Regions from separate parts of the Mus musculus genome. Here region 1 is linked to region 2. The links are chromatin contacts, found by Hi-C in ENCODE. All regions are on one chromosome and are shown on one strand. The core of a region is the stretch at or near the end of the contact, and the rest is flanking DNA. Distances in the headings are between cores, read along the strand shown.

Region 1 (4,444 bases), core at 809-3,308, 210 kb before region 2:
GAGCAGGGTTGGTGAGGTGATATGGCAAGTGTGGCTGACATAGAAGTTAAATAACTGGATAGTAGGCTTGCTTCTGTCTTGATAATAGCCATCCCTCAAGCCCCCAGGATTCAGTTTCTTCACTTCTAAAACAAAGAGTGTAATAAATATATTTGCTAAAGTACATGGTTCAGTAGAACTATGGCCAGGGACTCCAATTAAGGGATAGAAAAACCAGGAAAGGAGAGCTTTGTAAATGTAGCAAAGGATAAATCCAGGCTTGCAGATACCCAAACACTGCACAGCAGTGGTTCTCGACCCTCACAGGGATTCCCATATCAGATATCATCATATTAGATATTTACATTACTATCTATGACAGTAGCCAAATTACAATTATAAAGTAGCAATGAAATAATTTTAGGTTGGGGGGGGGTGTCACCACAACATGAAGCTCTGTATTAAAGGGTCATAGCATTAGGAAGGTTGGGAACCACTGCTGCACAGTGTCAGATGAAGAACTCCAAGATCTGTGCCCCATTTCTCATGCCAAGAGGTCCTGCCAAGTAAGATCTGTGCCTCACAACACCTAAGATAATATAAAAAAAAAAAGAGAAAGAAGAAAATAAGCAACGTTTCTTTCTCTGGCCCACCTTCTAGACTGGGGCTGTCCAGGAAATTAAGAGTAGCTATCCAAGAAAGTGAAGGGCTGTGGTTCCAGTGAGGGGCCAGTTGTAACCTATCCTGAGAAAATTAGCTGGAAGATTATTGAATTCTGCAAACGGGATACAAATGGGAGGAACTTTTAAGATTCCAAGGAAGGCAGCTCTGAAGCCCCCTAGAAATGAAACCCTCGATAAAGATAAACATCAGGGGTGACTCAGTATGTCTGTTTAGTTATTTGTTTTGTTTTGTTTTGTTTTTGTCAAATTGACACAATCTAGAGTCATCTGAGAAGGCACCTCAACTGATAACATGTCCCCATCAGATTGGTCTGTAGCCACGCTGTTGGGGTATTTTCTTGGTTGATGATTGATGTAGACGGTGCATCACAGTGGGTGCGGCCATCCCTTGGTAGGTGGTCCTGCGGTGTATAAGAAAATAAACTGAGCAAGCCAAAGCAAGCGACACAATAAGCGGCATTCTTCCATAGTCTCTGATTCAGTCCATGCCTCCAGGTTCTCATCTTGGTTTCCTGCCCTGACTTCCCTTCGTGATGGAGAATAATTGTAAGCTGAGATATCCTCCACCACTGTTTATTACAGCAATAGAAAACTACTCAGTCAAATGATGGACATGTCTGGCTGATGACCGATGACAACATAGAAGAGGAATGTTTAAGGGGACACACATCGGGGTCCTGCTGAAAAACAGGAAGGAGTGATCCAAGGAAGATAGGATGGCCAAAAGCCAGTCTCTGTCCCTGGGTGGACCTGAGTCTTACCACAGTTACTAGGTAGAGTGTTGACGGGTAGGGAGGCTGAGTGGCTGTCCCAGTTCTCCCACTAGGGACAGCAGAACTGAAATTCTTCACCACGCTTGCTATCCTATGCCCTCTTCCTTCTGCTCAGATTGCAGCCCTGAGATGATTACAGGACAAGGAGTTTCCTATGACAACATAAGAAAGACCCAGGTACAATCAGGGTATAAAAAGAGAGGAAGCAGGCTTCGCTGCAGAGTGCTGACCTAAACTATAATAAATACCCACAACACGAGCCAGTCAGAAGCAGAGGGGACTCCATGAGGAGGAAGAGCGGAGGGACCCTACGTGGCCGCTCATTGGAGCATGCTTGAGTATGTTGTTCTGGTTAGCTTTTCCCCTTCTAAGTTAACATGCAAAAAGGGTTTAATCAACTCTTAAGATCTAATGGAACAAGAGAAGCAGCCAGGAGACAAGATGCCCCAGGGAAAGGGGAAAGGGCGGGAAGAAGTCTCTGCATGCACAGAGGTCCTCCTTCTGCCCTGCTCCTCCCTGCCACAGCCCGTTCGTTCGGCATCCAGAAGAGCAGATGTCCGAGTGCCAGCCCAGATGCTGGGGTTTCCCTCTGGATGTGAGAAGCAGAGGAGGGGCCATGGTTCTGCCTTCTTCTGTCTCTACTGCCCCTGTCCTGACATCAGGGGAGAGTGCACAGGCCTGGGCTCTGAGCATCTGACCCCCGAGTGCACAGGTGTGGATCATCCTGCCCAGCACACAGACATGTGACTCTGTCCTGGGCACTGTGCCCATCTCAGTCATCCGCAGCCGACTAAGCCATAGCCTGGGAGAACTGACACGCGCTTGTCTGCAGAGTTCAGAAGAAAAGCCCTCAGAACTGTCTGGTTGCCAGGACGAAATTGGCTGGTGTCAGCCACATGGCATGTGGGGACACTGGATTTCCAGCGATAACCTTGGGAATCCAATTCAGATCTGTCCCTGGCTTTGCATTCACCTTACGCATAATCTGAAGAACAGCTAAGTTCAGCATCACGTGAGGGGCTACGCCCTGCTCCCCTGCTTCCCACGCTCTTGCTCTAAGCCCCACCCTGGCATTTCTTCACACTCCTGCGTTCAGCTCCTTGCCTGGGTCTGTCTACCTGCTCTAATTTGCTTGGGCCGTCTACATAGAACCCCGAGTCTCTCCCAGCTTGAGAAGACAGGATCCGCAGTCCCTCTGCCCTTCGACCAAGACAGCTCCTTTCAACTCCTGTCTTCCCCTCCGGCAAAATCAGCCACAAAGACAACACTGAGCCCAGTGGCCTAAGCCCCTGCTTTGATTCTCAGGCCCCAAGAGCCACCCAGGCGCCAGCAACCTGCTAAGACACATCAGCAGACCCCTTGCTGATATCATAAGCATATTTTCCCTTCTCAGCAAATTGACAGGACATGGCTTCCTGGAGACAAAGATGAAGTGAGCAGAGAGCTCCCCAGGCCTGGGGAGAACAGAGAGACTGAGAGCAGGGTCGATGGCTCCTGTTATCTGGTCATAAACCTAAGGAGCCTTCCAAGGGGGCAGGATAATGATTGTACAGGCTCTGCTAATGGAGGAAGCCAGGGGGCTGTGTGGAAGGCAAGGAGAGTTCCCATGGGTATAAAATATACCCCAAAGAGAGGCACCAATAGTCAGTGTCAACAGGAAAATACCCTCCTGAAGCCTCAGCTACCAGGCAGGCACTTTGTGAGTGCTTGGAAACCATCTCTGCCAATAACAGGCTCATCAAAGAAAGTGTGTTTTTATAGGTGTTCTGGAAAGAACTGATATTGATGCCTAAGATGTCCAGTACAGCCCCCTGAGCAGTAGGTACCGTTTAAACAGGTGATGTGCTGTGTGGTTCCAGACAGCAAGCAGGAGCTGGACCCCTCTGCAAGAGAACACAAGCATCTAAGGCTGAAGAGACAAGGTGAGAATGGTTGTTCTCCCTCCTAATCCTCCCCTGGTTGGGAAGTGGAAGGTAAGAGACCCAGGCACTTTCTTCCCAAGCCCAGGTTTCCTGGGCAGGGTCTCTGGCATGAGAGAGCCTCGCCTGAGGTTAGAGGGTAGAAGACAGCATCCTGCAGGGATGACGAGGGGCACTCAGAGCCAGAGTTATGCGATTCCCTAGGTGGGATGTGGTCTTTCAAAAGCTTTGATGACACTCCTTGGCCTTGTGTACAAGGAGGTTGGAGAGATGTGTAGGAGACCCTGGGAGTGAACCCTGGGCATGCAAGCAAGAATGTCGAAAAGCTTCCCCAGCACATAGGATGCCTTTGTTTCCTAGACACCCTCCAACTAAGTAGCCTCAGCATCTCCACTTCTCTGTCCTTTAGGGTCTGACAGCTCTCCCTGCACCTCCCTGGCAGGAAATGGGTCCTGGAGAGCCCCTCACCAGGATCCAGAACCTCTCCAATGTGAGAGCGTATAGCCGAACAGAGCTCACAAAGGGAGCCCTGGGAGGCTTCATCCTGCTCCCAGAGTCTCAGGGGGACTTGGAGATAGGGGCCCACTCAAGATAGAGCGTGCAGAAGGTACAAGAGCAAGCAAATGTCACAACAGTCCCTAGCAGGAAGGAACTGGTTCTCTTCCCACTTACTCACACAGGGAGTCTGGTCCATCTCCTGATCCTGAAGAGGATCTGGCTTCATGGAAACAGACTACTGAGATCTAACCTCAGGAAGACCTGGCTTCTGAAGCAAGTTTAGATAGATATGTCATCGGGCTTTCCGAGACGGTAGTTAGGAACTTTTGTACTCTGCTGATTGATCACTGGTTATCATCTCTGAATGGACACTTGCTTGATTCTAGTCTCAGCCTCGATCTTATCATTCTGCTCATTCCCCATGGTACCCATTACTATCCTCATGATAGTTTGGGGAAAGCCTATGCCACACAGCATGCTATGACAAGGTACTGAACAGAAACATAGTTTCTGACAGCAGAGAGCATAAATTTCCAAACCCTAAAGGAGTAGAATGAGGTCAAACTAGAGATGATGACATCGAGCAGTCTAC
Region 2 (4,389 bases), core at 754-3,253:
CAGAGGATCTAGACTCTGGGTTACACTAGTAGCCTAAGGTACCTAGAATACACTAATAGACCAAATACCTTATAAAGTGGATATCGTCTTCACAGTCCTTTCTCCATTAGTCTAAATCCATCTCTACTCTCCCTCCTACTTCTCAGACACACACCCCAAAAGACATGTGACAGGTGTTAACTAAAGGCGCAGGGGGGAGTTGCCTCACATACACACAGAAGGATAAGGAAGTGAGGGGTTGGCCGCAAACATGTGTCCCTTAAGCCCTGTCTCCTTGTTGTCTACCGGTGACTGGCAACATGAATAAGGTCTGATCCTCCTTAAAGGACCGCAGCATCCTCCCTAGACAAGGAACACTCCTCTAGCTTTGATGTTAAAGCCCCTCCCTGACTGAAATCCCGGCGCATTCCGGGGAAGCAGTGCCACGCTTCGGAAAGGCGTGTGTGCTGCCTTTACTGGGGAATCGCAGAGTCTGTTCCATATGCGCCGCCCTACAGAACTGCAGCCCCAGTTGCCTATGTGGCCTCCTCCCAGGCACCGGATCACCAAGATCTCCAGTTCTCTGCCCTTTAAATATCTCTCTGCCTTTCTCCTATTTAAAAGCAAAAAATCTCCGGGTGTCCAAAAAGCTAAGGGGCACAATTGCACTGGGCGGGTCTCATAAGACCTCCCATGACTTCTCCTGTCTTATAAAAACCAGTTAGGAAATGAAAGGAGCTAGAAACAGCAAAATCGTTCCCTCATCCTACCAGGCTGGATAGGAGAGTCAGTCATTTACTGAATCCCACCCTGAAAGTCCTGGGGAAGAGAAGTCTAGGTCCGGAGAGGAGAAGAACACGGGAAATCCCTGCTCCGGCTGCGATGCACCTACGCGGGTGTCCAGGTGGGACGTGGGCAGGTGCGTGAGCGCAGTGTGTGCCTGTGTGTGAGTATGTGTGTGTGCGCGCACGCGATTTGTGTTTTGCGTGTGTGTGTGTGTGTGTGTGTGTGTGTGTGTGTGTGTGCGTGTGTGTGTGTAGTGGGCTGCCTCAGAGCAGGCGAGGACTCCGGGACCGGACTCGCCACCTCCGCCCGCTCTGCCCAGCTGGCCCTGTGCCCGGCCGGCGGCTCCTTACCTGGAAGCGCGGCGTTTCCCTCCTTCAGCCCCAGCGCCGCATTGACACTGCAGATGGTGCCTGTACCGCTGCCTCTCGCCCTCCTCTGAACGTGTGCGTGTGCGCGCGTGTGGCTGCCTCCTCCAGCCCCAGCCCCGAACGCAAATACTCCACCGAGGCACGGGGAAGCCACGAGCAGCAGAGAAAAACGGAGGGGGCCAAATCAGAGCCTGCCGGGCTTGACAGCTCCTCTTGCAGCGTCCAAGGTGGGCGTAATGTCCAACAAAAAGGTCAGGAAATGAAGATCAATTCCAAGCACCCCTAGCTTCCATCCAGCCCCGGAGCCCAAGCAGCGACAGCGGTGGCTCTCAGGGGCTGCGGCGGCGACGCGGGGCTGCCCCCCTTCGTCCCCACCCCCGCGGGCTGAATGTCCTTGATGCCAAGCGGGCACGGCGGCGTCACTCCGCGCCGCCCATGCTAGCCGGGTCGGGCCGCTGCCCGGGCGCGGCGGCGAGTACGTTGGGGACCCGCCGGGGAGCGCTCTCCGATCCTCTGCGCGCCTCCCTGGGCAGTGACGGCCACCCCCTGGCAGCCCGGGGCTGGCTGCGCCGCTGTCGCCCCCAACCCTGGCCGGGGACTAGCCGGGCAGTGCCCAGGGGCCGGGGCTGGGGGGCCTCGGAAGCCGCCGGCAGCTCCCCGGGGAGGCGCGGAGCTGCGGTGGTAGCAGCGACGGCGGCGGCTAGCGCTGCGGCGGCCAAGAGCGCGGCCGTAGTCCAAGCCGAGCCTCCCAGGCGCGTCCCCGGCCCCCCGGGCGGGCTGCTCGCAAAGTTTGCAGGGGGCAGGGAGCGGGGCCGCCGCTGGCTCGGCCGCCGCCGGAGCTCCCGGGCTGCCTGCTGCCGCCGCGGCTCGCTGCTGCTGTGCATTGAAGCCCGGCCAAGCGCTGCAAAAACTCCAGCTGCCTGGCGCTCTCTGGGTCCTCCTCTCCTCCCTCCCGCCCTCCCTGCTTCCCTTCCTCCCTCCCTCTCCTCGCCTCCTCCCCTCCCCGCCGCCCGCGGCCCGCCGCCGCCGCCGCCGCTGCCGCCGCCGCCGCCGCTCCCTCTCTGGCTCGCTAGCTGGCTCGGAGCTCGCGACTGACATCTAGACCAAGGTAGAGCGGCCGGCAGAGGGGGCAGGGGGCGCTTCCCCGCACGCTGCCGCCACTGGCCCGCCTGCTCTTCCCCAGTGTGGACGTTTGCAGACACCCCCTGGGTCTTCTTGGCTTCCTCGAGTCACCCTGGCGGTGGAGACACAGGGCAGAGTGGTGCATATATGGTGCCACCAAGTGCACTTGGATCGGGGCATACTCCCAAGCAGGCATGTGGTGCAGGCGGTCAGAGGCACTTCTGGGTGTTCCTAACAGACACCAGCCAAACATACATCCATTCCTAACCTAGAATCCCTGTCCAGCCCCACCAACCAAGGTAATCCTACACAGAGCACTAGAGGATGCCCAAACCCAAGGTTTCTTCTAGTCCTAGGACAGAAATGAATGGCCAATGCCACAGAGCTTGTTAGGTAACCTGATCTGTCCAGAGGCTGACCTTGCTTCACTGTCTCTGAAGCCCTAGGTCCTGGGCCATGTCCTAAACATAACCCAGACATTGCCAACATCAGAATAGTTTCAGAAGCCCAAAGGAAGAAATCCAGAGGTTGCTTAAATTGAGAGAGCATCTGGCAGGCAGGGAAATAGGTGAGGCTGCACTATCTAGAATATCTCTACAAAGACCCCCTCCAGTTAATGAGCCCAACGACCAAAATAAATAAATAAAAATAAAACAATTTTCAAAAGGATGCCCACCTATTTGTCTACCCAACTCTGCATGCTAAGTTCAAGGAAATGGCTCTGTCAGCCAAGTTCAGTAAGACTAGCCATTCATCAAAGAAAGACCTCTCCAGGAGCTTATGGTTTGGGGTTCCTGACCCACTCTCCCATGACACTTTCTTCAACCTCAGTCACTTCCTGCGCATAACTGTCCCTCCCACCAAAACCTCTCAGAATCTGCTTACTAGGAAAAGGTTGACAGTGGTATAAATTCCTTCCCCTTCTTATAGGGGTAATGTTTTCACAAACATCAAAGTTATACCCTCGGTAGACTTTCGAGGTGACAAGTTGGACAAGCTTCCGGGCAGGTAGCACACTTGGGTCGGGTTGGACTTACCACCCAGGACCTTGTTGAAAGTGCTCCCACCAGAAGGACACAATGAATCAAGTGTAAGCATGAAGAAGCCAGCCAGCCAGACATTTCTCTAGTTACAGGGTGTTCCAGGAGACAGCATGGAGCCCTGTTAGGCTCTGGTTGTCTGCTGAGCATCGCATGGCCCAGAAGACAGCAAGGGTTATCTTATTAGCTCCCTGTAATACATTGATCTGGCTCCTCTCTTCTCTGAAACGCTGGATCCCAGACCCAAGATAAGCACACAATATCAAGTTAGTTTCACAAGCCCAGAGAAACACAGAACAATAACTCCATGTTGCTGCTGCTTTGACATCCTCCTTCCAGAACTAAGGGAGCCCCGGGGCCAAGTGTCTGTCTGACATGACGCCTCAGAGACACTCATGCAAAATCAAAGGAAGCTGTCCCCACAGGTCTTAGTAAGGCTTGCCTCACCAGGGCCTAAACTCACTCAGAAGAGTCTCCTGAAATTGGCACATGACACCTTCATAACAGGCTCACCCCAGAAGTGACAGCCTAAAAGCCCCACAGAAAACCCACCAGGCTGCTTAAATAATGCACTTCACTAAAGGATACAGGAGATCCGATTGTCAGTTGGCTGTAGGGGACTTATGTGAAAATGCTCAAAGGGAGAGGAAGTAAGAACTTACTCTAAGCCCTTCTCAGCCAATCATCCAAGCAAGTCTTTGTCACCCTGCCTAGATGTCTTTTCTGCCCCTTGTAGTGCGTGTGTGTGTGTGTGTGTGTGTGTGTGTGTGTGTGTGTGTCCTGATGGATGGACCAGAAGTCAGACTTTTTTTTTTCTAGAGGTAGCAAACAAAATGTGCTTATTGTTCTTTATCTCCTGCCTAGTGTGTGCAATCATTTGTTTTCATTCAGAGGAGTCAGCATTGTGTGGTACCTGAAGAGTAATGACAGAGGCCAGTGACAGGGAAAGAATGTGCAGAAAGCTGGACCAACAAAGGACAGGTGCAGCCCCTGCCTGTCCTCCTCTTCTTAATAGGGCCTTCCCTCACGCTGCCTTTGCCTTTCTTGACTTCTATTGAATACCACAGGGGGAAGGCAGGCTGGAAACAGTTACA

What was found. A loop is a pair of places that touch in the nucleus more often than their neighbours do.
Region 1: a map of heart shows a loop between it and region 2 (3-fold over the local background). The contact joins the enhancer-like site here to the promoter of Plxna4 in region 2. A Hi-C loop is called at or near these places in 1 of 37 maps with a recorded cell type or tissue (heart).

What each region holds. Positions count from the first base shown.
Region 1 is chr6:32,375,158-32,379,601 of GRCm38, forward strand. The region is part of intron 3 of Plxna4 (plexin A4); the gene reads right to left. Among named protein-coding and RNA genes, the nearest start is that of Plxna4os1, 130 kb to the right of the region's middle. Within about 2 kb of position 2,059, at least 1 of the 3 ENCODE cell types and tissues checked has a DNase peak (open chromatin) inside an H3K27ac peak, as active enhancers do; it is heart, where a contact is called at or near this core.
Region 2 is chr6:32,586,189-32,590,577 of GRCm38, forward strand. It overlaps Plxna4 (plexin A4), which reads right to left and starts at 2,004. Exons shown (of 32, transcript NM_175750.3): 1 at 1,116-2,004.